Regions from separate parts of the Homo sapiens genome. Here all the other regions are linked to region 2. A link is an interaction called in ENCODE POLR2A ChIA-PET data of the cell type or tissue named here. Cell type or tissue: CD4-positive, alpha-beta T cell. All regions are shown on one strand. Links, peaks and the distances in the headings refer to the core of each region. The heading gives the core; the rest is flanking DNA.

Evidence for each region. Peaks named below come from ENCODE experiments on the same cell type or tissue, not always from the same donor. Only the 100,000 strongest peaks of a DNase experiment are listed, where the experiment ranks them.
Region 1: POLR2A ChIA-PET joins it to region 2 with 18 read pairs; 12 of 35 experiments call an interaction of 5 or more read pairs at or near these places.
Region 3: POLR2A ChIA-PET joins it to region 2 with 14 read pairs; 7 of 35 experiments call an interaction of 5 or more read pairs at or near these places.
Region 4: POLR2A ChIA-PET joins it to region 2 with 10 read pairs; 8 of 35 experiments call an interaction of 5 or more read pairs at or near these places.

Annotation. Positions count from the first base shown.
Region 1 is chr2:157,454,517-157,462,508 of GRCh38, reverse strand. No RefSeq gene overlaps it. Among named protein-coding and RNA genes, the nearest start is that of CYTIP, 14 kb to the right of the region's middle. In CD4-positive, alpha-beta T cell, for the core only: no CTCF peak of the experiment used is centred there; no DNase peak of the experiment used is centred there.
Region 2 is chr2:157,401,016-157,409,007 of GRCh38, reverse strand. No RefSeq gene overlaps it. Among named protein-coding and RNA genes, the nearest start is that of CYTIP, 39 kb to the left of the region's middle. RefSeq lists silencers at 4,300-4,399, 4,430-4,479. In CD4-positive, alpha-beta T cell, for the core only: no CTCF peak of the experiment used is centred there; DNase peaks (open chromatin) are centred at 4,467 and 5,747; H3K27ac peaks cover 1,946 bases.
Region 3 is chr2:157,464,862-157,472,853 of GRCh38, reverse strand. It overlaps LOC105373712 (a long non-coding RNA gene), which reads left to right. Exons shown (of 4, transcript XR_923513.3): 4 at 7,827-7,992. Among named protein-coding and RNA genes, the nearest start is that of CYTIP, 25 kb to the right of the region's middle. RefSeq lists enhancers at 3,494-3,713, 7,884-7,992. In CD4-positive, alpha-beta T cell, for the core only: no CTCF peak of the experiment used is centred there; DNase peaks (open chromatin) are centred at 3,253 and 3,763; H3K4me3 peaks cover 303 bases; H3K27ac peaks cover 1,758 bases.
Region 4 is chr2:157,346,985-157,354,976 of GRCh38, reverse strand. No RefSeq gene overlaps it. Among named protein-coding and RNA genes, the nearest start is that of ERMN, 25 kb to the right of the region's middle. In CD4-positive, alpha-beta T cell, for the core only: no CTCF peak of the experiment used is centred there; no DNase peak of the experiment used is centred there.

The DNA of each region.
Region 1 (7,992 bases), core at 927-5,926, 54 kb before region 2:
CTGTCTGCAGCCTCAACCCCTGGGCTCAAGCAATCCTCCCATCTCAGCCTCCTGAGTAGCTGGGACTAAAGGCACAAGCCGCCACACCTGGCTAATTTTTAATATTGTGTAGAGATGGGGTCTCAATATGTTGCCCTGGCTGGTCTTGAACTCCTGGAGGCAAGTGATCCTCCTGTCTCAGCCTCCCAAAGTGCTGGGATTACAGGTGTGAGCCACTGTGCCCAGTCAATGCAATGGATTTTTACTGGTTTGATATGCGTATTTTATTTTTCAATGAAAGTCCAGTTACCATGATTAAGCCTATATTCTATCTCCTTTGCTACCCCATCCCACACAACTAAGCACCAAAGTTGTCTTAGATTTATTTGATTTCAAAGAACAGGAAAAAGGAAATCAGTAGTTCATTTAGTGATGTTTTCCCTTGGACATTTTCCATGTACCTGAAGAATGATTTTTCCACGTATGTGAAGAGTGATGACCTATTTTTTTTGTTGTTGCTTACCTAGAATTATGTTTTAATATTGATTTTTTTTTTTTGTCAGAGAAGATTTCAAGCAATTTGGAAAAGGTTTTAAAGTCATTCAGTCTTTAGAAAATTTGTCCTGTCGATACTATGAAATACATCTCTCTCTATATATTCATTTTTGAATTGATGGACAGATGACAGGAAGTAGGCAGCAGGATTCAGTATTAAACAGCAATCTGATCTGTAGTACGTGAAAATAAGCTGGAAAAGAGCAAAAACAGATATATGCATGAGAATTTGGTCTCAAGTCAGAAAATAGCAAACAAGTACTTCTATTAGAATTTTTTTTTAAAAGTAAAGCTAGAAAGTGGGAATGTTTGATACCATTATGAACAAATGAGCTAATTATTTTATGTTTTATTGAAAAGTTATCTGTTGCCTTATGCCATGTTGAAAATTTTAGAGATTAGTTGAAAGGGAATAAGAATGATTAAAAGTTTGGAAGGCTGAATTTATGAGGAAAAATTTTAAAAAGGCAAAGTTCTAATCATGATCTTCCAGTAAAAGGTAGTGTGGTTTGGTGGGAAGGGCAACAGTTTGGGAAACAGAAGATCAGTGCCTGACCGCAGCTACTCCCAATGACCCCCTGTGTCAAATTGTCCATATTTGTCAAATGAGGGCACTGTATTGCGTGATTTTTTAAAAGTCCTCCCAGCTCAAACTTTATAATGGCCTTTCCTCTACCAAGAATATAAAACAAAAAGAAATATGCAGAGTGTATTGAGTTAGCCTTGTTAAGGGGGGAAAAAAAAGATACAGCATTTTTAAAGCTAGGGATGAAACACTCATAGAATTTAGGAAATTTTATTCCATTTATAATCTTGGCATTTGGGTTCAGTGCTTATCTTCTTTTCTTTCCCTTCGCAAAGCCCATTGTGTCTTGCTTATTCTTGGCAGTGTTCAAACACAAGCTCTAGGAAAGAAAAAAAGGAATAAAAATAGAAAAATTAATGCAAGTACAATTTCTTCTGGGGAGTCCACTGGTTTCCTCTCAGCTTGCCCTACTTTTTCTCAAACCTGGCTTGCATACCAATGTGTTGTGTTTCTCTGCAAATCTTGTTAGAGTTTTTGCACAACAACAACAAAAGTTTAAAAAAAGAACGAGAATTACAAAACTAAATCAAACTGACAGGCTACCAGTACTTAAAAGCAGAATAAGAGCGAATTCCCCTCTGCACCCAAGTCCTTCAGGAACTCATGGAAATAAGTAAATAATTAACTACTTTTACTTGAAGTATGATAAAGAGGGCCTCTGGGTTTGTTGAGCAAGCACTAGATGATCTTCAGCGTCCTATGTGGTCCAAAGTTTCCATAACATGTTTTCTGCCCTCAGGGAAATCACATTTCAAAAGTGGGGAAAAGGAAAGTTTAGACTAAGCTAGCGTGGCTCATTTGAAAAATGACAAAAGCTATTTTACCTCTGAGTATGTCTCTAAACACCTCTGGCATTCCATACAAATACAATTATTTTCTCCCCTGGGGAGTTCACTAGTTTAGGTGGGTTTTTGTTTTCTAGTTGCTTGGGAGAGTGAGTCATGTTTCAAAAGCTAAACCATTAAGCAAAGAATAGCAAGCCATAAGCAAAGGACACAGTGTAGAGTGAAAAATCTATAATGGTCTATGCGCTTATGAACTATTTCGTATTTAAGAGAAGTTTTACTTTTTGAAAAATTCAAAGGCATAAATATAATATTATCAGTTTTCAGTAGTTGGAAAACAAATCAAAGTTAATTGTAATGAACACTTATTGATCGTGGAATCCTTGCACTTTAGAAAGGATTTCAAAGGCATCTATTATTAAAAAAAAAAAAAATCTCTAAAATCCAGCTAATAAACTGACTCGCTAATCCAGGGAAAGAGGGGCATCAATACTTGGCAAAAAAAAAAAAAAATCACTCTGCTTGTTCTGGGTATAAGCCTTTGGGTCTGTTTTCCAGGGTGAAGAGAGAAGGAAACATTCCCTATGTGATTATGCATTTGTGTGTATTGTATACAGAATTTTTTTGTGAGGTGTTATAAATCAGACAAAAGAGAAAACGCATTTTACCCAGAAATAGCAATTACTTAGGGGGATAAAATACAGCAGCATAAGAAAGACTAGGAACTATTAACAATCCGCTTATCACCGAATGAAAGTGTTGTCCTACACACTGATTGTGGAGTTGAATATCATATCATAGATAGAAGTGACAGATCCATACAATCTGGCTTTTCCTTCATTCAGTTTCTTAACTTGTGGCTAGAAGCCAGTGATATATTTTGCTGTCTTTGTTCCTCCCTCCGCGCGTGCTCTGGTGAGCAGCTGTTATGTTTTCCTTTCCTTGCTTAGCCATGATCAGTGTACTTTTTTGAGGTCCTAGTAAGAATTTTAATCAGTCCTGGCCAGTAATTACTCTCTTTCCAGATGTAAATCTCTTACGCATACTTCATTTTTATTCTTCTCCAGTGTTATGAAGAAGGGTGAAATTCTGTTACAGAGCTTGTTGTACCATTAGCAGGAAGGGCATAAGTTGCTTCCCTCAGTCCTCCTGTAAAATGGGTGAGGGCGTCGTTTTCTGATACTGCTAATCTAAAACAAAGGTATTTTGGTGATTGCATATGCTTTGGTTTTTCTCCTTCCCTGAACCCAAGAATGTTCAGTGTTTTATTATTTCCACATTGCGCAGGTTCTACCTAGTTTAAAGAAGACAAATTTGTCAGGAACAATAGCTGTTGTATCTCTCAATGCATTCTCAACATGCCCAGCATACATCTACAAAACTTTTGAGTGTTTCACCCAGTGAGGGTATGAAATAGTTTAGAATAAGATTTTTAATTTTGGCCATTTTTATCAGCTTTGACTTTCTCCATATTATCTCAGAAACCATTATGTGACATTCAATTAACTGAATTATCTGCTCCAAATATTTTATTTATTTGATTTATATTTATGCAATTTTTACATATCATAGATATATGTAAAATGAGGTTCTTGTCCTAATAGAAGAATGCCTTGCAAACAAATAACTGCGATATATGCTGATTTGTCAAGATCTATGTGAGTAGGGCAAAAACTAAATCTTATAGGAGTCCAGGAGTGGTAACGAGACATTTCTGGTTGCTTCCATCAGGGAATACTTCAAAGATTAGGTGGCATTTAAACTCAGCTCCTAAGTGAAAAAAATTTTAACAAAGATGGGGTGGAGTATATATTGGTCAAAGGATCCAAAATTTCAGTTACACAGGAGGAATAAGTTCAATAGACCTATTGTACAACACAATGACTATAGTTAATGGCAATGCATTATATACTTGAAAACTGTCAAAATGGTAGATATTAAGTATTCTCACCACAGAATAATATGTGTGATAATGCATGTTAGTTTGATTTAGCTATTCCACAATGTATATATATTTTAAAACATCATGCTGTACACCATACATATATACAATTTTTATTTGTCAATTTAAAAAATCAAAATCAAGGGGGTAAAAAATAGAAATGGGGAGAATGGGGAGGGGGTTTTAGAAAGAGAGCTGTTTAAACAAAGATACAGAGATATGATAATGCTAGATGAATTGTCAGGAGGAAGGCTGTCATATCTTGCAGCAGGAAGCCAATATATTTAGACTAAAAGCTAAGACTGAAAAATTAGGTACAAATTAGATTGTAGACGATTTTGAATGCAAGGCTAAGAAGTTTAAATCTAAATCAACAGTTATGGGAACTTGACACTATTAGATAGGAATAGTTTGGTTGGGAAGACCATATACGGGAGACCAGTTGCCATCTATTGTGTTGTGTTGAGGACTGAACTTTGGGCCTCAACTAGGAAGCTGCTGGTGGTCATGGAAAAGAAGAGAGAGATATCAGACATTCCAGAGGCAGAAGTAACAAAATGAGAAGTCTAACTGAAAAGAAAAAGAGAAGTCTGAGACAAATGAGATGGGAGCTGTGTACCCTACAGGATTGTCCTGGTGAATCTTGTTCTTTCTCTACTTCAATGTGTGCATATCTTGGAGCATGGAGTGGGCTGTGCAAAGCACACTCTTCATTCTGAATGCTCATCTTCTCCAACTTTACATTTCTGAAATCAAGATACGTCTTACCATCTATGGATGTGTTTAATATGGAAATTTTTCTTGAAAGGCAGTTAGTAAATCAACAGTACATATTTTAATTGATGGTACCTTATCATCAAAGAAATAAAGTGTACATTATTGCTGTGTTTGGGTTTTGCTTTCAAAACAAAGTTATTGTTTTGGGTTTTGTTTTTCAAGCAAAATTATTCTATAGTCTTGCAATTAAGCCAAACAGCCTAGAATGCATAAATTACATTTAAATATTAAAGACACAGTAAATATTATCCAACAAACACCTACATTGCCCAAAGTAAAGAATCACTGTAAAAATAAGTCAACTGTCAGAGCTTTGGGCAGATTATGAATGTATTCATCAAATGTTTACTGATGAGCTCTCATGAAAAAGCCACTCTTCTAGGTGCTAGAGGGACAGAAAATAAATGAGAAAAGAATTCTGTCTTGGAGGTGGAGCTCCCAAGAAGAAAAAACAGGTATACATAATTTTAACAAGGCAAAATGTGATTTATCATAAGAGAGATCCCCAAGTTGTGCTTTGGATTATTTGAAGAGGGGATGCTCATGTTTGCTTGGGAATATCAGACGAGACTTCAGGGAAGATGTGGCATTTAAGTTGGGCTAGGAGAGTGGGGAGAATTTCTGTAGCTAGAGGTCAGAACCTGGAAAGGACCATGTTTGTTCAGGGAACACAGCAGTCCAGAGTAGTTGGAGTGTAAACCATAAGCAATAACAGTGATAACTGTAGGATGCATTTGCTGAGCAATTACTATGTACCAGGCACTGTTGTGTTTTACTTTGTGATATGCAGTGTTATTGGTCCCATTTTACAGATGAGCACACAGAAGCACAGTTAAATAACTTGTGCAAGGGGCTAAGAGCCCAAGCATCACCAGTAGGCTTTACTTCTTTCGTAAGCAGGACACATGTAAGAGCACGCACACAGTGATGTTCAGCTATGAAAGAATGCTGAATACAGGTCAGGGGAGGTGTTGCAAACTTATGTTAAAGAGTTTGAAGTTTATTCTATAGCCAAAGTGACAGCATTATCTAGATTTGGAACACTATGTCACTATCATCATGGTGTGTATAGTAGAATTGAACCATAATTGTCTTTAGTAATATGGTACCAGGAAAGTGTAGAATTGAACCATAATGGTCTTCAGCAATATAGTACCAGGGAAGTGTAAATTGTGTGTCAAATTCTAGCATCTTTCAGGGGACATTTAAACTCCTAAATTTTCATAAGACTTTGCATTCTCAAAGACCTTTTCTATTGCCTATGTCATTTATTTTGATTCTCATAATGATGTGGCATTTCTTCCTGTATTGGTTATAAGGGGAAATGTACCCCAAACTGGCACTGATTTTCTCAAAGCTCTATGGCTGACAGGTGGTGGAGCCAGGGAAAGAAACAAGGTATCTGGAGCCTGGATAATTGCTACTGTCTTCTGCTTAGTCCTTGGCGCTTTCTTCTTTTTACTGGTTTTGTCTCAACAATCCCCCTTTTTACAATCAGAGGTGTAAATGAGCATGTGTATGAGAACTGATAGGTTTGCTTGACACTGCAAGTCAGTTCTCCTAAGCAGAAGATAGTATTCTTACCAAGCAAGAGAAGTGGACCATTCTCTGGCTGACATTAGCAGAAGCAGGAGGTCAGGTGTTTGTCCCGTAGCTTCTGTACATTTCCGTTGATGAGTAGGGAGCAGTCCTAGCTGGCTACCTCTGGAAACTCAGTGTCTGGCTAACACGGTGAAACCCCAAAATTTATTTTCTTACAGTTCCAAAGGTTAGAAGTTAGAAATGGAGGTGTCACCAGGGCATGCTCCCTCTGAGACTCTGCACAGAAGCCTTGATTCCCTCTTCTCTGCTTCTTGTGGTGGCTGTCAATTCTTGGTGCTTTTTGACTAGCAGCTACAAAGTTTACAATCCCAAATCTGCCTCTATCATCACATGGGGTTCTTCCTGTGTGTCCATCTTCACATGGCATTTTAATCTTCTTATAGGACACCAGTCATATTGGATTAGGGCCCACCGTAATGACTTCACCTTAAAAAGACCCCATTTCTAAATGAGGTTACTCTTACAGGTACCAAAGGTAAGGATGTCAACGTATCTTTTTAGGGGGACACAATTCAGTCCATAAAAGATAGAACCAATAATTGACAATCTTCCTTTTATTAAGGTTAGCTATATACTTGTCATCACTTTCTCAAGATTGTAAACTTCTTAGGCGTATGAGCTGAGCTCTAATAGAAGAAATACTTTGATCCTCTTTGGTAAATCCATAGTATTGTTAGAATTATTGTTTTAATTGTAATCACACAAAACCTTTTTTGTCAGTCTCTATCTTTCCTACTTGATTTTTTTCCCCATGAGGGCATGGATCTGGCTCATTTTTACATTCTCACAGGGTTAGCACAATTAACAGGAGACAGTATTGCAGAGTGGCTAACCTTCTCATGTTTGGAAAATGATGATATGGTTTCTAATTCTGGCTGTTCTGGGTCTTAGCTGTTAACCTTAGGCAAGTATGTTGGCTTCAGAATCCTCATCTGAAAAGAATGATAAATATCATACTCTTCTTACGGTTTGTATGAAATTGGAAACATTTTGCATATTGCCTGTTATTATAAATATATACTCAGTAAGTGCTTGCAGAATTGAATTCAAGGAGGCCAAGCAGTCTAGTCATAGTTCTGCCATTAAATTACTCTATTCCTTTGAGCAAGACTGCCATCTTTTCTGAGCCTTCATTTGTTTACCTGCAAACTAAGGGAGTAGATGAGATGACTCTAAGATCCCTTCCAGTCTGTAAATTCAGCTAGTGTCTTCTTAGGACTTCAATAATACATATACACACTTACATATACACATATGTATATACATATACATATATACACATACATATACAGAAATAAATAAATATATGAGATATATATATATATATATATATATATATATATATGCAGTCAGTCCTCTGTATCCATGGGTTCCACATCTGTGAATTCAATCAACAATGGATTGAAAATATTAGAAAATAAAAATGGATGGTTGTAGCTGTATTGAACATGTACAGACTTTATTTTCTTGTTATTACTTCCTAAACAATACAACTATTTGCATAGCATTTACATTGTATTAGGTATTATGAGTAATCTAGAGAGGATCTGAAGTATATGGGAGGATACGCATAGATTATATACAAGTACTACATTATTTTATATAAGGGACTTGAGCATGTGTGGATTTTGGTATCTGCAGGGATCTTGGAACCAATCCCCCACAGATATCAAGGGATGACTGGAGATATACAGATGGAGAGAGAGAGAGAGAGAAAGAAAGAGAAATATATATATGTATTTGATATATATAGCAAACCAATATAT
Region 2 (7,992 bases), core at 1,900-6,899:
GTAATGTCAGAAAGTAATAAAATATTTTTAAAAAACCTTATAAAGATTGAGATATGTCAAAGGGAAATAGAAGTCAATCAGAAGGGCTCCTAATGGCCAAAGATGAAACACTTGGAGCAACAAATAAAACAGTATTAAATTATAACCCAAAATATAAAATAAGTATACATTCATGTGTCCATAGCGATATAAATAAATGACTGAGTAAATAATAAATGGAGTGAAGAGACAAACCTCCTGTATGGAAAAATTTCCCGTTACTTATGTAGATACTCCACCCTCAAGGAAGAGGAGCAGAACTCCTCATTCCTTAAGTGTGGGCTGAATATGATGACCTTTTTCCAAAGGGTATGGTATGGAAAAAGGGGAAAAGTAATTTAACAGTAGTGAAACCTGACAAACACTACTCCAGCCAGGTGATCGAGATCAACATCAATTGCCATAGGTTTATGTTGCTAATATGTGTCCTTGATATTATATAGTGAGAATGACACTTTGTCTCAGTGGTCCTCTTGCCCAGTACCCATAGCTTCAGTCTAATCATGAGAAAAACACCAAACAAATTCCAATTAAGAGATACTCTATAAAATATCCGCCAGCACTTCCCAAAACTGTCAAGATCATTAAAAATGAGTAGAGTGAGAGAATCTGTCATAGCCAAGAAAAGCCTAAGGAGACATGATGACTAAATAGAACATGGTATCCTGGAGAACAACCTGGAGCAGAAAAGGACACTAGGTAAAAAGGAATTCTGAATAAAGTTTAAACTTTAGTTAATAATGTGCCAATATTGGTTCAGTACTTGTAACAAATATACCATAATCACATTAGATGTGAATAATAGGAAACTGGGTACAAAGTATTTTTGCGCTCAGTCTCCCCTATTCACATCTAATATTGGGAACCCTGTGCTATCTTCACAATTTTTCTGTAAATATAAAATTGTTCTAAAAAATAAAGTTTACTAAAAAATAAGCACATTTTAATTAACTAAAAAGAGTAAAACGAATAAATAAAAACCACAGTGGAATAATAAAGTATTTGAATTAATTGAGAAAATTTAAATACTTTTTTAAATTTTATGTAAAATTTAACATAAAATGTAAACAAAATTTTATTTTAAAAACATTGGCCGACTTGGGCCGGGCGCAGTGGCTCACGTCTGTAATCCCAGCACTTTGGGAGGCCGAGGCGGGTGGATCACTAGGTCAGGAGATCGAGACCATCCTGGCTAGCACGGTGAAACCCCGTATCTACTAAAAATATAAAAAATTAGCCGGGCATGGTGGCTGGCACCTGTAGTCCCAGCTACTCGGGAGGCTGAGGCAGGAGAATGGCGTGAACCCGGGAGTTGGAGGTTGCAGTGAGCCGAGATCGCACCACTGCACTCCATCCAGGGCGACAGAGCGAGACTCCGTCTAAAAAAAAAAAAAAAAATTGGCAGACTTGTGGCTTCTGGTCGGGCATGTAACGAAGTTGGAAGTCACAACTCTGTCTTAACAGCAAGTAAAAAACTTAACAGCCGGGCGCAGTGGCTCATGCCTGTAATCCCAGCACTTTGGGAGGCCGATGCTGGTGGATCACGAGGTCAGGAGTTTAAGACCAGCCTGGCCAAGATGGTGAAACCCCGTCTCTACTAAAAATACAAAAATTAGCCAGGCCTGGTGGTAGGCGCCTGTAATCCCAGCTATTTGGGAGGCTGAGGCAGAGAATGGTTTGAACCCGGGAGGGAGAGGTTGCAGTGAGCCGAGATTGCACCACTGCACTCCAGCCTGGGCAACAGACTGAAACTATGTCTTAAAAAAAAAAAAAAAAAGGAAAGAAAGAAAGAAAAAAAAAACTTAACTGAAAAATCAACAGCTCTTTTTAGATGCATCAAAGAAGTGAGGTCACAGGGCAAATCACTGTCCCGTTAATTGCAGACAGGCACATGCAAAGAATCATGATGGACTAGGGCAGGAACCCACAGCAGAAACTTATATATCTCTTTATAGAGAAATAAATATGTTGTGTACATGAAATCCACTTTAAATATAGAATTTAAAAGTATATGATGGAAAAGTACATACCATGTTGTCACTACTTTAAAGAAAGTGGGAGTATCTGTATTAATTTCAAACAGAAGAGACTTCAGAGCAAAGAAAATTATCAGGGATAAAGAGGAACATTATATAATGATAAAGGGACCAATTCTGCAAGAAGACATAGCAATTTTTAATGCATATGTGCCTAGCAAAGCAGCAAAACACATGAAATGAAAACTAACTGTAGTCTGTTAGTTTAATCCACTATTACAGTTGGAGAATTCAACACCCTCTACCAGAAATGGACAAATATAGCAGGCAGAAAATCTGCAAGGACATAGCTGAAATCAATAACATCATCAATCAACTGAATATAGCTGATATCTATCAACTACTTTATTCTAAAACAGAAAAATACACATTCTTCCTCAACTCACATGGATTATTCATCAACATAGACCACATACTGGACCATAAAATATACCTTAACAAATTTAAGAGAACATAAATCTTCCAATGTCTGCTCTCAGATCACAATAGATCTAAAGAAGTAAATTAGCTAGAAAATTCCTCAAATACTTGGAGATTAAACAACACACTTCTAAATAACACAGAGGTCAATGAAGAAATATCAAGAGGAATTAAAAAATATTTTAAAATAAATAAAAATAAAAACAACATATCAAAAATTGTGGTATGCAGCAAAAGCAGTGCTTACTGGGAAATTCAGAACATTTAATGCATGTATTAGAAAGGGGAAAAGATCTAAAATCAATAATATAAGCTTCCACCTTTGGAAATTTAAAAGAAATGCAAATTAAATCCAAAATATATAGAATAATATAATTAACAACAATTAGAACATAAATCAATAAAATAGAAACTAGAAATTCAGTAGAGAAAATCATGAAACCAGAGCTAGTTCCCTGAGAACATTAACAAAATTGAAAAGCCTTTAGCAAGGCTAACTTAAAAAAAAGAGAGAGAGAACCATAAAAACCCTAGAAGAAAACCTAGACATTACCATTCAGGACATAGGCATGGTCAAGGACTTCATGTCTAAAACACCAAAAGCAATGGCAACAAAAGCCAAAATTGACAAATGGGATCTAATTAAACTAAAGAGCTTCTGCACATCAAAACAAACTACCATCAGAGAGAACAGGCATGGGAGAAAATTTTTGCAATCATCTACTCATCTGACAAAGGGCTAATATCCAGAATCTGCAAAGAACTCAAACAAATTTACAAGAAAAAAAACAAACAACCCCATCAACAAGTGGGTGAAGGATATGAACAGACACTTCTCAAAAGAAGACATTTATGCAGCCAACAGACACATGAAAAAATGCTCATCATCACTGGCCATCAGAGAAATGCAAATCAAAACCACAATGAGATACCATCTCACACCAGTTAGAATGGTGATCATTAAAAAGTCAGGGAACAACAGGTGCTGGAGAGGATGTGAAGCAATCCTCTTTTACACTAGAAACACTTTTACACTGTTGGTGGGACTGTAAACTAGTTCAGCTATTGTGGAAGTCAGTGTGGTGATTCCTCAAGTATCTAGAACTAGAAATACCATTTGACCCAGCAATCCCATTACTGGGTATATACCCAAAGGATTATAAATCATGCTGCTATAAAGACATATGCACACGTATGTTTATTGTGGCACTATTCACAATAGCAAAGACTTGGAACAAACCCAAATGTCCAGCAATGATAGACTGGATTAAGAAAATGTGGCACATATACACCATGGAATACTATGCAGCCTTAAAAAATGATGAGTTCATGTCCTTTGTAGGGACATGGATGAAGCTGGAAACCATCATTCTCAGCAAACTATTGCAAGGACAAAAAACCAAACACCTCATGTTCTCACTCATAGGTGGGAATTGAACAATGAGAACACATGGACACAGGAAGGGGAACATCACACACTGGGGCCTGTTGTGGGGTGGGGGGAGGGGGGAGGGATAGCATTAGGAGATATACCTAATGTTAAATGACAAGTTAATGGGTGCAGCACACCAACATGGCACATGTATACATATGTAACAAACCTGCATGTTGTGCACATGTACCCTAAAACTTAAAGTATAATAATAAAAAAAAGAAATGAGCTTGCTAGACAATGCTATTTATTATTATAAAAATTGCTTAATTATAATAACTCTACCATTTTTGGTTATCAATAAATGATGTAAGTAAATTTTAAAAGTATAAACTAAAAATAGGAAAAACATAGAAAATGATAATGAGTAGGGATCTGATCCCAACCAGCTGTATTTGAAGACATGGTTGTTATTTCCTCACCACAATATGTGACATTTTATTCTGAGTTTCAAAACTACAGACAGAACCACTGATTAAAAACAGGATGTGGGTGAATAGTCATGCATGAGACTACCTGGATGAGACATGAGCTAATCTAGTGGTTCTAAAACAGCAGCCTCCCGTCAAATGCTGGCTTGCTGCTTCAGAATCACCTGAGCAACTCGTAAAGGTGCAGATTCTCAGGCATTGGGCCCCAGAGATTCTGTTGAATAGGCCTGGGTGGGTTTCAGAAGTCTTTGTATAAACAAGTTCCCTAAAAGATTCTTGCATTAATAGCTAGGAACCATGTTTTGAGAAACACTACCCTGGAAGTTTATAATTTCTCTGTTAGCTCTGGTGTTGGTGAACTGTAATCGGGATGGAGTATAAGCAAAATGATAAAAAATGTCAAAAATATTAAAAGTGTCTTAAGAAGAAAGCTACCTCCTAATAACCTCCTCTTAGATTTTCCAACATGAATGTATGAAATTTCCATGCTTTTCAACATCATTTTCTGCATGTAACCATGACTCCTAGTCTGCTGAAGTGGAAGCCATCTAGAAGGAGTTCCCTCAATTCCCTTGCCTCCAATGATTTCTATCTCCTTTTTCTCTTTGCTGGTATTTCTAACTGAAATGAATGCATGTCTTTCCCACTTCTTACATCTTTACTTTCCCACAGACTTCTTTCTTCAGGCCAGCAAATACTTTTTATTTTTACCTATTCTGAGCTTAACCAGTAAAACCTGCATTATCAGCATGAACAGAAGATCATATCTCTTCAATATGTAAATTAATTTCCTAAGCCCCTGATTGCTAGATTCAGCATTGGAAACTAACCTTTATTGATCATGTTTCCATTTTCTGTCCTAAATCTTTTGAAAATGCTGGGATCTTACTTGGTGGTGCTTCCACACTTCTGAAAAGAGAAATGGATAATTGAAAAAGCCACAAGTCGGGGAGGTTACAAGACAGCCGAATAGGAACAGCTCCAGTCTACAGCTTCCAGTGTGAGCGATGCAGAAGATGGGTGATTTCTGCATTTCCAACTGAGGTACCGGGTTCATTTCACTGGGGCTTGTTGGATAGTGGGTGCAGCCCACGGAGTGTGAGCTGAAGCAGGGCGAGGCATCACCTCACCCGGGAAGTGCAAGGGGTCAGGGAATTCCCTTTCCTAGCCAAGGGAAGCCGTGACAGATGGCACCTGGAAAATCGGGTCACTTCCACCCTAATACTGCACTTTTTCAATGGTCTTAGCAAATGGCACACCAGGAGATTAGATCCTGTGCCTGGCTCACTGCTAGCACAGCAGTCTGAGATTGAACTGCAAGGCGGCAGTGAGGGTGGGGGAGAGGCACCTGCCATTGCTGAGGCTTGAGTAGGTAAACAAAGTGGCAGGGAAGCTCGAACTGGGAGGAGCCCTCTGCAGTTCAAGTAGGCTTGCCTGCGTCTGTAGACTCCACCTCTGGGGGCAGGGCATAGCTGAACAAAAGGCAGCAGAAACTTCTGCAGACTTAAACATCCCTGTCTGACAGCTTTGAAGAGCGTAGTGCTTCTCCCAGTATGGAGTTCGAGATCTAAGAACGGACAGACTGCCTCCTCAAGTGGGTCCCAGACCTCCGAGTAGCCTAACTGGGTGGCAACGCCCAGTAGGGGTGGATGGACACCTCATATGGCCGGGTGCCCCTCCGAGACGAAGCTTCCAGAGGAAGGATCAGGCAGAAACATTTGCCGTTCCACAATATTTGTGGTTCTGCAGCCTCTGCTGGTGATACCCAGGCAAACAGGGTCTGGAGTGGACCTCCAGCAAACTCCAACACACCTGCAGCTGAGGGTCCTGACTGTCGGAAGGAAAACTAACAAACAGAAAGGACAACCACACCAAAACCCCATCTGTACATCACCATCATCAAAAACCAAAGGTAGATAAAACCACAAGGATGGGGAGAATTCAGAGCACAAAAGCTGAAAATTCTAAAAATGAGAGCACCTCTTCTCCTCCAAAGGAACACAGCACCTCACCAGCAACGGAACAAAGCCGGATGGAGAATGACTTTGACGAGTTGAGAGAAGACTTCAGAAGATCAGTAATAACAAACTTCTCTGAGTTAAAGGAGGATGTTCGAACCCTTTGTAAAGAAGCTAAAAACCTTGAAAAAAGATTGGATGAATGGCGAACTAGAATAAACAGCATGGAGAAGACCATAAATGACCTGATGGAGCTGAAAACCATGGCACAAGAACTACGTGACGCATGCACAAGCTTCAGTAGCCGATTTGATCAACTGGAAGAAAGGGTATCAGTGACTGAAGATCAAATGAATGAAATGAAGCGAGAAGAGAAGTTTAGAGAAAAAAGAGTAAAAAGAAATGAACAAAGCCTCCAAGAAATATGGGACTATGTGAAAAGACCAAATCTACATCTGATTTGTGTACCTGAAAGTGACAGGGAGAATGGAACCAACTTGGAAAACACTCTTCAGGATATTATTCAGGAGAACTTCTGCAATCTAGCAAGGCAGGCCAACATTCAGATTCAGGAAATACAGAGAATGCCACAAAGATACTCCTTGAGAAGAGCAACTCCAAGACACATAATTTTCAGACTCACCAAAGTTGAAATGATGGAAAAAATGTTAAGGGCAGCCAGAGAGAAAGGTCGGGTTACCCACAAAGGGAAGCCCATCAGACTGACAGCGGATCTCTCAGCAGAAACTCTACAAGCCAGAACAGAGTGGGGGCCAAAATTCAACATTCTTAAAGAAAAGAATGTTCAACCCAGAATTTCATATCCAGCCAAACTAAGCTTCATAAGTGAGGGAGAAATAAAATCCTTTACAGACAAGCAAATGCTGACAGATTTTGTCACCACCAGGCCTGCCCTAAAAGAGCTACTGAAGGAAGCACTAAACATGGAAAGGAACAACCGGTACCAACCACTGCAAAAACATGCCAAGTTGTAAGGACCATCAATGCTAGGAAAAAACTGCATCAACTAACGAGCAAAATAACCAGCTAACATCATAATGACAGGATCAAATTCACACATAACAATATTAACCTTAAATGTAAATGGGATGAATGCTCCAATTAAAAGACACAGACTGGCAAATTGGATAAAGAATCAAGACTCATCAGTGTGCTGTATTCAGGAGACTCATCTCACATGCAGAGACACACATAGGCTCAAAATAAAGGGAAGATCTACCAAGCAAATGGAAAACAAAAAAAAGCAGGGGTTACAATTCTAGTCTCTGATAAAACAGACTTTAAACCAACAAAGGTCAGAAGAGACAAAAAAGGCCATTACATAATGGTAAAGGGATCAATTCAACAAGAAGAGCTAACAATCCTAAATATATATGCACCCAATACAGGAGCACCCAGATTCATAAAGCAAGTCCTTAGAGACCTACAAGGAGACTTAGACTCCCACACAATAATAATGGGAGACTTTAACACCACACTGTCAACTTTAGACAGATCCATGAGACAGAAAGTTAACAAAGATATCCAGGAATTGAACTCAGCTCTGCACCAAGTGGACCTAATAGACATCTACAGAACTCTCCATCCTAAGTCAACAGAATATACATTCTTCTCAGCACCACATCACACTTATTCCAAAATTGACCACATAGTTG
Region 3 (7,992 bases), core at 1,228-6,227, 65 kb before region 2:
CATCACTGAAATTTTTGAGGTGTATTCTCAGGGTTATTTAACACACATTAAAAAGAAAAATGTATTAAAACTGATTTTTTTTCATGAAGAAAAATCTTGAAGATGTTTCCCTGGATTGAAGAACTCTTCTGGGGTCTGACCACAGGTCTAACTTCTCTGGAGGTTGGTTTGATACCCACTGGAGTGACCTCTGAGAATGGACCCCACTAGTGAATAGCCTCATTAGAGAGGATGTGGGTGGAGAAGGCTGAAGTGATGCTGCCATTTCTCCAGGATGCCTTCTGTAGATTCATCTCTGCTCTGCTGGGAAGCAGACTTCACTGACTCAAATTTTTTTTTTTTGATATTTTAAATTTTGAGTTAGGGTCTCACTCTGTCACCCATGCTGTAGTGCAATAGTGCAAACTTGGCTCCCTGCAGCCTTGACCTCCCAGGCTCAAGCGATCCTCCCTCCTCAGCCTCCTGTGTAGCTGAGACCACAGGCACCCGCCACCATGCCCAGCTAATTTTTTTTTTTTTTTTTAGTTTTTGTAGAGATGGGGTTTTGCCATGTTGCCCAGGCTGGTCTCAAACTCCTGGGCTCAAGTGATCTTCCCACCTTGGCCTCCCAAAGTGCTGGGATTACAAGTGTGAGCCACTGTGCTGGACTTCAAACTTCTTGAACTTTAGCATTCTCATGCTTGCCACAATTGTTCTTCAGAGCTTGATTGGTCAGTGATATGCTGGGTCTCAGCTTGTTTCCCCCTTCTCATCATTGTTCTAATATCATTCCAGATATCTTTATTAATGTTACTGCTACTTCTAACTACTACTACTATTACAACGACTACTACTAAGGGTTTTGTTTTGTTTGTTTTTTGTTTTTTGTTGTGTTTTTTTTTTCTTTTTTTTTTTTTTGAGATGGAGTCTCACTCTGTCACCTAGGTTGGGGTGCAGTGGTGCGATCTTGGCTCATTGCAACCTCCACCTTCTGGGTTCAAGCCATTCTCCCACCTCAGCCTCCCAAGTAGGTGGGAATACAGGTGCACACCACCATGGCTGTCTACTTTTTGTATTTTTAGTAGAGACGGGGTTTCACTATATTGGCCAGGCTGTTCTCAAACTCTTGACCTCGTGATCCACTGGCCTCGGCCTCCCAAAGTGCTGGAATTACAGGTGTGAGCCACTGTGCCCAGCCAGGGTTTTGTTTTTTGAGTGACTATATAGTAGCCAATGTCCTAGGCATTTTTTTTCACATCATCAGAACAACCCTGCAAAAATAAATATTATTATCTTCATTTTGTGGTTTAGGTGACTGAGGTTCAGAGAGTTTAAGAAACTTCAGTTTACTGAATAGTATTCTCAGCATACGGAACAAATATAAAACTTAATATACCATTGTTAACACCAGAATTCCACTGAGCACAAGTACCCTTGATTCAGGAAACCTGTGCCGCCATGCTTCCTGTTACGGGGACCACTGGCAGCAATTTGACTGGAACAGCCAGATGGGCCCTGTGGCTTTGACGGTTATTGCAGGTTTCAAGGCAAGAAAAGGGTCTTCTTGAGGGCAAACAGGCCCATTGGAGGGAAGCAAGGGTGTCAGACTCCAGAGTCAGCAAGCAGCAGAGAGGCCTGACCACTCCATCCAAGGGCAGAAGAGTCACTAGGTGCTGACTTTCTGTTTTGTTTCATTTTTGTTTGTACTGACTGCTGGATGTCAGTCATTATGGGCTTAGGGGTGTTAATTCTTGGCAAAAAATGATCTGAAATTCTTTAGTTGAAACCACCCTTCTTCGGGACAGGGAGAGAAATGCTTGGATTATCAAGTCAAAATTAACATCAGCAACCCCTTTTTTTACCCTGCCAATACAACGACCCTTTGGTATGCTGTAGAAGCTTTATGATTTGAAAAAAAATTTATAACAAAACAATTTTACTTATGTTTTTTCTCTTTGCTGCAAAATTAGAATTGCTTATTCTAGCTTTCCAGATGTTTAAATCCTGAATAAGCAGGGTTTTCATGTACTAATAAGCTTCCATTGTGTGGGCAGATACCATTATTGAAGGAAAGTTAGAGACCTCTGAAGTTCTCCACTGCATCCCAGGCTGTAGACACTACGTTAAATTGACGAGCAAACATGGCCCATACAAATGAGCAGGAAATAATGCATAAAAATGGAAGTTTAAATTTTTACCCTCTACCCTAGGTAAGAGGCTGTGAACTGGTGTGTGTGCTTTGGCAGATAGGTAAGAAAGTGTGGAATTCCTTACCTAGAGGGAATGAAGTTAGAGTAGGTGTCCTGTTGTTTCTCATCAGAGCATTGAAGAGATGGTTTCAGTGGTGGAGTAAGAGATGGACCCTGGGAGGCTAAGAATAGAAGCTGTGGTTAGCCCCAGACTATGGGCTAATGGGGCTGTATTTCTTGTTGTTTTGAAGTAATGTGAACCTCAGTGCCTTTTCTGTTGAAGCAGTCTGTGTGCTAATTACTTGTGATAAAAGGGTGCTTACAAGATATCAACAAGAGTCCTTGGCTTGTTATCTGAAGATGGTTTCCTTTTCCAAAATGAGGGGGAAATGGTCTGGAAGACCTGGAGCTGACTATGTTTTATCAACATGAGTTGACTATGTAAATCCTATGTACAGCTTGTTTGCTGGTGATTTAAACCAGCGTTTAAAAGTCCTGGATAACGGTTGTCACAGAATTCTTGTAGGTGATTTTTTTCCTCTTTCAAGAACTTCATATAGAGTTAATTAGGAACTCTTCATGCCCTTATACAATTCAATTTAACGTATCACTAAGAACTTCAAGTATGTAATTTGTATAGCCCACTCTTCATATTCATTAAAATTCACATACACATTTGTTCATATTCACTGCACAGTGATGGAATCAGAGAGGTTTTGTTATTTAGTCACTCTCTTGGTTTATTTAATCTCACTGAGTTTATGCCAAAAGGGATTTAAAGTGGCTAAATTAATAAAATTCAACAAAGTATTCCTGACCACACAGCATTTCTCTATTTTTTGGAAGGTTTTTCCTTCTAAAAAATTGTGGAGGTAAAGAGTTTTCTTATATTTTGAGTAGGTGAAATCATCCTCAAGTTGAAGAAAAGAAAACAAAAATTTTTTCCTGAAATGCCAGAAATTTGCATGGGGTAAAACACCTGGTTCGTAAGAAAAAAAAAAATCAAGCCCAGACATCCTTACCAAGCTGAAACAATATTTCATGTTTCTAAGATACTTGGGTGAGTTAAACCAAACAGGAAGCAGCAACAGAAGTCCCTGAATCAGAGAGGAACTGATCATTACTCATTTGACTTTGCAAGCAGAATGATGACACCATTACCCTGAAATCTAAAAAACTTAAAATAACTCCTTGTCAATTATGAAAATACTTACGGTTATGGTCTTCTGTCACGTAATCTCATGGGCAATTTCAACTTCTCCCTATCCCTTAGACTACTCCAACCCTTCATACTTCTAGAACTAGATCATGTTTTTGCAAACTTTTTAGAACATGGAACACTTTGGGGGAGAAGAAGGCTGAATCACCCCACTCGATCTTTTAAGTGACTTAGCCCACCCTAAATAACTTGAATGCGAAACCTACACAGGAAAACAAGTGAAAAAATTGGTAATTCTTTTACATAATTGAGATAATGTCTAGTTTCTTAAAATACAGGGAGAAGCTAAACATTAGATGTCAAACTATCGTAAACACAATTTCCTCGGCCACCTATGGATGACAGTCATCTGTAATACACAGACAACTTGTCACGCCCAGTGAACACCCTGAAGAAGGAGAAGCAGAATGGGGAAGTGGGATGGAGGTTTTAATTTCATGGTCTTTTGTGTTTTGGAAAATGTAAGTCAATGTGGCATTTGCAGAAGTTATCACATTGTTACAGAGCCAAATTACACCTTCCCTTGCCATTGTATCTAAAATGCTGGCTCCTTTTTATTCTTTGATATAAGGAGAACAAAAGGTATTTCTCCTTAAAGTAACAGTCAAATTTTGCCACTTGGGGCCCTGTGTTCATATGCCATGCCAGTGCTCAGCAGCTCCAGGTTTCTTAGATATTTTTATTAATTTTTATTGAGTGCTTACTATTGTGTCAGGTAGTCCTACAGAACTTTAATTTCCACAAAAATCCTATGAGGTTGGCACTGTTTTTTACATAGATGTGAAACTGAGACACAGAGATAAAATGCAGCTTTTCCCAACAACTTGGTTGCCTACTGTTCTCAAGGGGTATCTAACGTGTAGTACTCATGGGGTGCCTATAGGACTTGTTTAGCCTTTTTTCTCTTATTTTACCATTATTTTGAAACTTTAAACTGTTTTTGAAGTTATGAAGTAAGTACGTGTATAAAACCAGGATTAGAACATACAAAGAGACAAATAAAAAGAAGTCTTCCTTCCCTAACAACCCAGGACTACTCCACAGAGGTAACTATTTTTAATTTTATGTATTAGAAATTTTCTATGCCTAAACTAGATATGCATATGCATACACATTCATTTTTATGTATGGATCAATTAAGGTACATGTGTCGTACCTTGACATGGTTGACGCATCTGTGAACATGCTTGTCTCCCTGAATTCACTGTAAATTCTGAAGTCATACTATGTGTACCATTCTGGTTATCTGCTGTTAAGTAACAAATGATCCCAACACTTAGTGGCTGAAATTAACATTTATTTTGCCCACAGACCTGCAGTTTGAACAGGTCTTTGCTGGAAAACCTCATCTTTGCTACACTCAAGATCAGCTGGGGTGGTGCAGGGATTAAGGGCTGGAATCATATGAAGGCTCAGTTGCTCACATGTGTGGTGTTTGATGCTGGCTTTCAGTTAAGTCCACAGGTGACCCTGCGGCTAGAACACCTTCACGTGGTCTTTCCATGGAGCTGCTTGGCTTTCTCAGAGTATGGTGGCTGGGTTCCCATCAGACGCCCATCAGAGCAGGGCCTGAACAACTGGTATCATTGATGTTGGCCCTCTGACGTTGAAACTAGGCCTGTAACACCAGCTGAGGTCTGCTGTTGAAGAACACATCTGAGCAAGCATAGCAAAGTAGGCTGTGCATATGAGAGATGTGGAGACAGGGTGGAAGGTCATACTCATGGATTTGTTTTGGAACTCATCCGGTTATGTCTTATTTTGTCTTTCTTATTCCTCTGTATTCTCTTCTGTAATGTCCTTCTTACTGTCACACTCAGTTTCCAAGTCAGCTCTCAGCCTCCTCCATTCCCTGGATATTGATACACTTGTTCTCTCCTGGCATCACATCACTTTAACTGATAGCCTGGAATCAGCCCAACCTGGCCCCTGGCAATACATCAATTCCCAGCATCACACACATGCATTCCCTTGTAGGTCTTCCCTCATGGGGGTCTTCATTTGGCCATTCAAGCTCCAAGGGTTCTACTCTCCTTCCGAGTTTGGCTCCAATAGTGTTAGAGTAAACAATAGGTAATAATGTGTTTACAAGGGCTTAGAATCAGAGACACTATTGAAGAAGACCTTCTTCTGCTCATATTTAAGTATATTTGAAAAACAATTATCAGAGGGCCAAGGCCAATATTGTTAGCTAAATATTTCCGGCTACTTATAGGAGATGTCTGCCATGCTACCTACACTATTTTCTTCACTCAAGTGGGTATCCATAGCATTGACTAACTCCATTTTCCTTTTAATATAGTTTATGATTATTTTTATAGCTTAGACTATTCTAAACCATTCCTTTGAACAGATCCTTAAAGGCCCACCTCCAGCTGCCTCACCATTGCCATCCAAGCACTTCTCCTACTCATAAGATTCAGTGGTAGAGTATGACTTCATGGTAACCACGGGGGGGTTGCCCGATAGAGGAAGATGAAGCAATTGAAACGAATTTCATGACAGCCTTTTGATGTTCAGGCCAGATTCCCTGAGGGGACATTGGTCTGAAGAGATGGTCAGACCTTCCATTTTCTAGTTGAGCTCAAGATGAGTATTTCGCTTCGCTTTCAGAATGATTGTTTTTGGAAAGCTATGAAATGTTATTTATTAACCTTCCATTGCCAATGGCTTCTGTAGTGTGAAATAAAGAAAAAATTAGATTTCCCAATGTGGCAAGGTTTTCATGAGTTAATTTTTGGGACTCAGAAGTTGAACACTGTTTGGAAGAGCTTGGCTGTAGTGGTAGTAATGAAATTGGGTCACATAACAGAGCAAAATTCTTAGGTTCCCTGCCATCACTGCTTGTGATAGCATCATCCTCCCTGGTCCCCAGGATGGTTCAGAGTTGCAAGTCCCTCTCCCATTGCTCCTTATGCCTAGGATTCACAACTTGCTTATCCTTCTGCAGTGTTTCTTTCTTCTACTCTGTCCATTTCTTATCCACGGACACTGCTCTAGCACAAACTTTTTTTTTTTTTAGACAGTTTCCCTCTGTCTCCCAGGCTGGAGTACAATAGCACAATCTCGGCTCACTGCAACTTCTGCCTCCCAGGTTCAAGGGATTCTCCTGACTCAGCCTCCGAAGTAGCTGGGATTACAGGCATGTACCACCACACCCGGCTAATTTTTGTATTTTTAGTAGAGTCGGGGTTTCGCCATGTTGGTCAGGCTGGTCTCCGACTCCTCACCTCAAATGATGCACCGGCCTTGCCCCTCAAAGTGCTGGGATTACAAGCATAAGCCATCCTGCCTGGCCTCTAGTACAAGCTTTAATTGACTATTTTTAAGATGGTGGCACTAATTGAACTGGTCTTCAGCTTTCTTCCTTCCAATTATCTTATAAGCCACTGTCTTATCAATTTTCCTAAAATCCCCATTTAGTAACGTATGCCTTTACTCAGAAAGATTGGCGATTCCTTTTTGATAACTGAATCAAGTTCAGTGTATTCATTACACCAATGAGGTGCTCGGTAGTTCTGTCTTACGCAGCTGCCCACATTCCTGCCATACCAGCTTTGTCGCCAATCTCTGATAGCTCTCCCAGTTTTCTCCTCTTGATGACTCTCCTTCTCATTCACATGTGAAATGCTGGTTCTTCCCTGGTACCATTTCTGACTTGAAATTGTGCTGATTCTCTAAATTTGTCTTTCACCTTCAAAGGCAACCTCGGCTCCCTTCTGAAGAGGAGATGAATTTCTCTGTTGTGTCCTTTGAATGGCTTTGTGCTGTTTTCTGTCTTGTACTCTGTAGAGGTGGGCATGTTGAGTTATTTTGCTAGACTCAAGGCTCGTGCAGGGCAGAAGCTAGGCTTTGCTCACTTCAGCATCACGTTCTCCCACACTTAGAGCCAGACATGTTGTAGGCCTTTGCTAAATGCTGTTGATTTGAACAGAATATTCGCAGATTCTCTCCAGGAAATGGTTGAGTTTAATCTAGACCATCAACTCAAGTTTTTGTGTCTATAAAATGTGTAAAGCAAATATGATAAGAAAGTAGGTATGATTAATTTGATGTCAAGTTACTCTGATCATATTTCCTAAATCAAGACATCAAAACGTGATTTCATAAAGGATGTTTAAAACCTATAATTGACAAAGGACAATAGGACAGTTTCCTCCAAATTGGATATATTAAATTTGATTCCTTTTATATGTTAGCACATAACAACTAATGACTCTTATAGCTGCAAAAATATATAGTAGTGCCAATGGTTGTTTACTCAATATGCTGTCATGGGAAGACTTTAAATATTTTGGTATATGTATCTTTTTAGTTTTTTAAAGAAAGCATACTTACATTTGCCTTTATAAAAACTTGTATAAATGTAAGGGGTACAAGTGCAGTTTTGTTACATGGTATATATATCTTATGCCTTTATTTTCCTCATCTCTTTTTAGAAGTGAGCTCTATCACATGGTACGTTTATGAGAAGAGGAACCAGCAATGTTTCCTTCCATCTTCAACTATACTAACAAGATCCATCTGATGTGTAAGCTAGTCTGGGAATTAGGGGCACAGAAAATTGCATATTAAAGTCATACAACGTTGTTTTTTAAGAAAAGC
Region 4 (7,992 bases), core at 1,835-6,834, 54 kb after region 2:
GAAGCCCATTTATTTTTTGTGGTTTGTGGAGAAGGAAAAAGGCATAGTATCCACATTTCATTCTAATCATATATATATATATATATATATATATACAAGCATACCTTGGAGATATTGTGGCTTTTGTTCCAGACCACCACAATAAAGCAAATATCACAATAAAGTGAGTAGCACATTTTTTTGGTTTCCCAGAGCATATACAAGTTATATTTACACTATACTGTAGTCTATTAAGTGTACAAGAACATTATGTCTAAAAAATATACTACCTTAATTCAAAAATACTTTATTGCTAAAATGCTAATGTTCACATGCAACTTCAGCCTGAGTTATAATGTTCTTGCTTGTGGAGGGTCTTGCCTCAATGTTGATCGCCACTGACTAATCAGGGTGGTGTTGCTGAAGGTTGGTGTGGCAGTGGCAGTTTCTTAAAATAAGGCAACAATGAAGTTTGCCACATCAATTGACTCTTCCACTCATAAAAAATTTATCTTTAGCATGTGATGCTGTCTGACAGCATTTCACCCACAGTAGAGTTTCTTTCAAGATTGGAGTCAAGCCTCTCAAATCCTGCCACTGCTTTATCAACTAAATTTGTGGAATATTCTAAATCTTCTGCTGTCATTTCAACAATGTTCACAGCCTCCTCACCAGGAGTAAATTCCATCTCAAGAAACCACTTTCTTCACTTATCTAAAAGAAGCAAGTCCTCATCTGTCAAAGTGTTACCATAAGATTGTAGAAATTCACTCTCAACTTCAGCCTCCACTTCTAATTCTATTTCTTTTTCTATTTCCACCACATCTGCTGTGACTTCCTTCATTGAAATCTTGAATCCATCTGATATGGTTTGGCTGTGTCTCCACCCAAATCTCATCTTCAATTGTAGCTCCCATAATTTCCACATGTTGTGGGAGGGACTCGGCGGGAGATCACTGAATCATGGGGGCAGTTTCCACCGTACTCTTCTCATGGTAGTGAATAAGTCTCACGAGATTTGATGGTTTTATAAGGGGTTTCCCTTTTCACTTGGTTCTCATTCTTTCTTCCCTGCCACCATGTAAGAAGGGCTTTTTGCTTTCTGTCATTCTGATTATGAGGCCTCCCCAGTCACATGGAACTGTGAGCCAGTTGAACCTCTTTTTCTTTATAAATTACGCAGTCTTGGGTATGTCTTTATCAGCAGTGTGAAAATGGACTAATACACCAACTAAGTCATCCATAAGAGTTGGAATCAATTTATTCGTAACTCCTGTTCATGTAGATATTTTGACCTTCTCTCATGAATCACGAATATTCTTAATGACACCTGGAATAGTGACTCCTTTACAGAAGGTTTTCAATTTTCTTTGCCTAGATACATCAGAGGAATCACTATCTATGGTAGCTATAGCCTTATAAAATATATTTCTTAAATAATAAGACTTGACACTTTGGGAGGCCAAGGCAAGAGGATTGCTTCAGCCCAGGAGTTAAAGACCAGCCTGGGAAACATATGATGCCCTGTCTCTAGAAAAAAAATTAAAAAAATTAACTGGGTGTGGTGGCACATGCCTATAGTTCCAGTGACTCAGAAGGCTGAGGAGAGAGGACAGCTTGAGCTTGGGAGGTCAAGGCTGCAGGGGGCTGATAATAATAATACTTCCGAGTCAAAATTACTTCTTGATCCATAGGCTGCAGAATGAATGTTATATTAGCAGACGTGGAAAGAACATAAATTTCCTTGTACATTTCCGTTAGAGCTCTTGGGTGAGCAGGTACATTTTCAAGCAGCAGTAATATTTTGAAAGGAATCTTTTCTTCTGAGCAGCAGATCTTAACAATGAGCTTAAAATATTCAGTAAATCGCTGGGCATGGTGGCTCACATCTGTAATGCCAGCAGTTTGGGAGGCGGAGGCAGGCAGATCACCTGAGGTTGAGAGTTTGAGACCAGCCTGACCAACATAGTGAAACCCTGTCTCTACTAAAAATACAAAATTAGCTGGACATGGTGGCGCATGCCCGTAATCCCAGTTACTTGGGAGGCTGAGGCATGAGAATTGTTTGAACCCAGGAGGCGGAGGTTGTGGTGAGCCAAGCTTCTGCCACTGTGCTCCAGCCTGGGCAACAAGAGTGAAACTCCATCTCAAAAAAAAAAATTCAGTGAATTATGCTATAAACAAATGTGCTGTCATCCAGGCATTGTTGTTTTATTTATAAAGTACAAACGGAGTAGATTTAGCAAAATTCTTAAGGGCCCTAGAATTTTTAGAAGGTAAGTGAGCACTGACTTCAACTTAAAGTTACCAGCTGGATTAGCTCCAAAGAAGAAAGTTGGCCAGTCCTTTGAAGCTTTGAAGCCAGGCATTAACTTCTCCTCTTTAGCTATAAAGTCCTAGATGTCATCTTCTTCCAGTGAAAGGCTGTTTTGCTTCCTTATCATTCATGTTTTGACTGAAGTAGTACTTTTAATTTTCTTCAAGATATTTTCTTTTATATTTTCTACTTGGCTAAGTATTTGGCACAAGATGCCCAGCATTTGTCTATCTTGGCCTTCAACATGTCTTCTTTGCTAAGTTCAATCATTTCCTCCTTTTGATTTAAAGTGAGAGACTATTCCTTTCACTCGGACACTTAGAAGCCAGTGTAGGGTTAATTGGCTGAATTTTGGTACCATTGTGTCTTGGGGAATTGTGGATGCCCAAGGATATGTTGTGGGGAGGGGAGAAATGGCCAGCCAGTGGAGTAGTTAGAATACATACAACATTTATCAATTAACTTCACCGTCTTATACAACATTATCAATTAAGTTCACCGCCTGCTCCTCCGTCAGTGGAGCAGTTAGAATACACACAACATTTATCAATTAAGTTCACTGTCGTATACAGGTACAGTTTGTTTGTGGCACCCCAAAACAATTACAATAGTAACATCAAAGATCAGTGATTGTCCAAGTGTGGTGGTGCATACCCTGTGGTCCTAGTTACTCTGGAAGCTGAGGCAGGAGGATCATTTGAGCCCAGGCGGTTGAGGCTGCAGTGAGCTGTGATTGTGCAACTGCACTTCAGCCTGGGTGAGAGAGTGAGACCCTGTCTCAAGTTTTCAAAAAAAAAAAAAGCAAACAAACAGTCAAAAAAGATCACTGATCACCATAACGGATATAATAATAATGAAAAACTTTGAAATATTGCAAGAAGTACCAAAGTATGACACAGAGGCAAGATATGAAGTGAGAACAGTTGTTAAAGAGGTGCTGATAGACTCGCTCCATGCAGAATTTTCCCAAACCTTCAATTTCTAAGAAATATCTGCAAAGAGCAATACAATGAGGAACAATAAAACAAGGTACACCTGCATGAAGCAACAGCAGTAGCATTTGAACGTTGGAGTTGTTTTATCATCAAAAGCTGCCAGAGATGATATTTTACAGCTGTTAAGAGTCAAGTATCTGATTGGACAGATGAGGAAGAATAGTGGCTTCCTAGAGCAAGTGATAAGCTAATATTAAAGGCAAGTTAATATTTCTTTACTACTCTAAAGCTTTCTTAAGATTAGCTTTTTGAATAACACCATTGTGGAGCTGGTTGGTATAATAGAAACAAATGGATTTTCTCATCCTACAGAGTTGACTTTTAACCACACTCTGCCCTTCACTAGTTCCATGACCTTGAGCAACTTATTTAACTTTCTAATCTCAGGTTTCCTACTCCATATGATACAGTTAATAAGACCTATCTTATTGGGCTGCTTGGAGGATGATGAGAGAATTCATATATAAAGGGAAAATCAGGTTTTGGCTTTTCCCAGATTCCTTCTTGAGGGCAGATTAGATAGAAGACTGGTTGAATGTTTGAACCATCAGTTGGCAGTCAGCCAGCCTGATATTCAAAAGGTTCAAAATCTAGGCTCCAGTGGACAACCTAGCAAGCCAGACAAATGTTAGAATTTTGGATTCTAGCCAATTGTGTATGTATATGTATGTGCTTGTCAGTCATCTGTGTTACTTTTTAATTAAGGACTTTAACACCAAGAGTCAGAGATAAAGGAAAAGTATAGAACAGGTTGAGAGGATTACATAGATTTAGAGAAGATGCTAATCAAATGGAATTGGTGTGGGTTCTACAAACACAGCTTAAAGGGCAGAAAATTTTAAATCTAGTGTTAACTTGCCTACTTCTGCAGACTTTGGGTTCCTCTTTAGATACTGTAATGGTAAATAATGTTTCTCATGAATATTGGAATGCCTCACTCAAGAATTCTGGAAACATTTTGCGTACTGTATTAAGCTTAGGACTTTGAACAACTTTCTTTGTGATCAGAAGGTAAAGATATTATTTTCCCCTTCCTATTGGTTATATAGAATGTAAGCTCTTCAGACATTAAAATGTCAAGAACCAACAGGCAGAGAAAATGGATGTGGATAAGATCCCTGAAGAGAAATGTCAAAAGTCCTCATCTCATGACTATTTGTAAAGACTCTCTTTATAGGATGTGTGTTGTCATGGCATTGGAGAGCAGGGACTGAACTGGGAAAAAATTAAAGACAATTATAGTGTGGTAAAGGGACTTAGCATATATAAGCTATGGAGAAAAGTGCAATTCCTTTATCTGGTCTTGGACATCACACAGCCAGCTTACAAGATGCTGGCAGACATTATGGAAATGACAAATAGCTAAAGATTCTGTGATTCAGACTGGTCGCCACATTATCTGAGCTATAACTTCAGAGTTGAGAGGGAAATTGGGTGGAAATTGCTCTGGTAGTATTAACAGCTGGAGGTACTTTGAGAAGAGCAGGGGAGGCACACATATATCACCCACAAACATTTTTGACACACCTAAATGTCAATTCAGCACATTTGAATATTTACTTAAAAACACTTGTGCACTCAGCCTTCTAATAGATGCTGTAGAGCATATAAAGAAGGTAGATATTACCCCTAACCTAGAGGAAATAAAAGTCAGATATCAAATGCAAACTTTCTTTTTATTATTTACTAGGGAATCTTTTAAAACTTCTGTGTGAGAGGCTTCAAGAATCAGGCTTAGGAACCTGTAAAGCACAAATTTTTCAGAGACTTATTTTTTAATAATAATTAATAAAAATATAACTTCATTGATAATAGGCAAATAGATTAAAATGTGTATATTACATTATCGAATGTTTCCTCAGTCTTTCATATAATAACTTCATAATTTTTGCCAAACCTCAAACCACCTGTAATACATTTAGTTATTATCTAAAACAAATTATTTCTTTTTATTTCAATTAATTCATTTGAAAAAGAAATGGGAGGCAGGAGAATCGCTTGAACTCAGGAGGCGGAGGTCGCAGTGAGCTGAGATCATGCCACTGCGCTCCAGCCCAGCCAACAGTGCCAGACTCTGTCTCAAAAAAAAAAGAAAAGAAAAAGAAAAAGAAATTGAAACTTGAAAAGGAATATTGCTTGCCATAATAAAATATAATTGCAAAATGAGTGCAATTAAAACAAAATAATGTAATTCATTTCAAGAGAAACACTTTTGCCTGCTGAAGGAAAGCCTGTCACCTACTCTTCCTTTGCTTAAAAGGGAGAATAACAAGTGCTAGAAGATGTGAAAACACACTGGCACCAAATAGGGATTTTCCTTTTTATGTAATTACAAGGGTTAAAACAAAATTGAAGTAATTTTCATACCATGTGATTTAATATTATTGAATACATGTCCAATAGTCATCTAAAATCATCACGTTCCACACTTTGGTATTCACTGCCTTAAGGCTTCCAAGGTCAAGTGTATGTACTTAATTTTGTTTAGCCTTACAAGAATAACAACACATTCATTTATTAACCCAGTTCTACAGATGAGGAGACAAAGGCACAAAGAGGTTAAAAGGCACCCCCCTGTGTTTAATCAGTGGTAGATATGGACACAAACACAGATTTTTGAGGGAAAAAAGTTGTTTCCCTTTATACAAACATTATATTATTATGTTATATACTATTATGTATTATATATTGCACAGCTATTATTTCATGCAATTTTATTATTAATGAACTCAAATAAGTGAGTAATAATAACAATTACTGAATTTTTTTATCAAGCTATAGGAAGCTGATTTTTCCATATTTTAATACCCTGATAAGCATTTTATATTAGAGAAACACTCAGCCTCTGCCAATGGTGTGCTTTAAGAGGGATGTAGTTTGGTAAGTAAATTTTATTCATCTGTTTTTGTATATAGTAATAGATACATGGGGAGGAAAGAGATGTGACCCTGGGTGGCAGTATAGAGAATGCACTCTGGTGACCTCAGATTTAAAGCAATGGAAATGGGGTCTCCTAATGTTGAATAATACAAGGCAATGATTAAGGGAGAAGCAAAGAACTGAAGATAAGATTTACAAAGACTAAAGTATAAAATGGGTTACAACTTTTGATAAAGCCAATGATAACCAGAAGACCCTAGTTACATTACGGTAAGAATAAGATCATCAAATGAATAAACTCGGCGCTGTGGTTTAGAGCATAAAGTTGATGGTTGACATAGGAGAGAACTCTTTAATCTCTATTTTGCTTTGTCTTTTCTCTTAAAGAGACTGATTTCAACACTAAGCTGTGTAGAATAAACATTGATTGGGAAGAACAGAAGATGAAAATGAGATAAAATATTATAAGAGATAATCCTACTGCTAAAAATGAGTTCAAGTTTCCTCCTGTGAGCAAATTTAACCCCAGAATATAATATCCTAAGGTGCAAATGAGGACAGTGATATGTGAAGGAGAAAGGGAAAATGGAAAAGAGGAAAATGTAAACGTAGATTCACATTTTAGAGGAAAAAAGGATACATGCTGCTATTCAGGACTAGAGAGCTTTAAGTTAACCCTGGGCAAGGTCCTAGAATGAATTATTAAAGATGTGATTCATAAAAATCTAGAAGGAGATCCAGCAAGAGATCACCAAGATCACTTCACAATGGAGTAACATCATTTTGTTCTTTAGCAGGAAATAGTGACTGTTGGATGAGTGTATCAGATATTCCACAGGCATTTTGGGAACACTTTCATGATATTTCTGGGGAAATCATGAAGAATGGGTTTAATGCAATAATAAATACCCAATTGGAAGATGGTTCTTATGTATCTAAACAAGGGCTGCTTAACAAAATGATAGCATTCACAGAGGAGGTTCTTAATGTTGCTTCCCAGAATTTTTCCATGTTTAAAATTTGTTGCAGGCTAGATCTGCTGGTTTTGAAGCTTAGTTTTTGTTTGTCTGAGAAAATCTTTATTTCCCCTTCTTTTTTTTTTTGTTTTTTTGAGATGGAGTTTCACTCTTGTTGCCCAGGCTGGAGCCTGCCTTGGCCTCTTGAGTAGCTAGGATTACAGCTACTGCCACCATGCCTGGCTAGTTTTTGTATTTTTAGTAGAGATGGGGTTTCACCATGTTGGTCAGGCTCGTCTCGAACTCCCAACCTTAGGAGATCCACCTGCCTCGGCCTCCCAAAGTGCTGGGATGACAGGCATGAGCCACCACACCCGGCCTTTTTTTTTTTTTTTTTTTTTTTTTAAGATGGAGTCTTGCTCTTTCACCCAGGCTGGAGTTCAATGGCATGATCTTGGCTCACTGCAAGCTTCACCACCTGTGTTCAAGCAATTCTCCTGCCTCAGCCTCCCGAGTAGCTGGGACTACAGGCGTGTGCCACCATGCCTGGCTAATTTTTGTATTTTTAGTAGAAATGAGGTTTTGTCATGTTAGCCAGGCTGATCTGAACTCCTGACCTCAGGTTATCCGCCTGCCTTGGCCTCCTAAAGTGCCAAGATTACAGGTGTGAGCCACCATACCCGGCTCTCCTTCACTTTGGAAGGACAATTTGACTGGATATAGAATTCAAGCTTGTTGGGTTTTTTTGCTTTCAAGACTTTAAATATTTTATGCTACTGTCCTTTTGTTTATATAGTTTCTGATGAGAAGTCTATTATAATTGTTATTTTCATTCATCTAAGGCAAAGTTTTCTCCCCCTCTAGC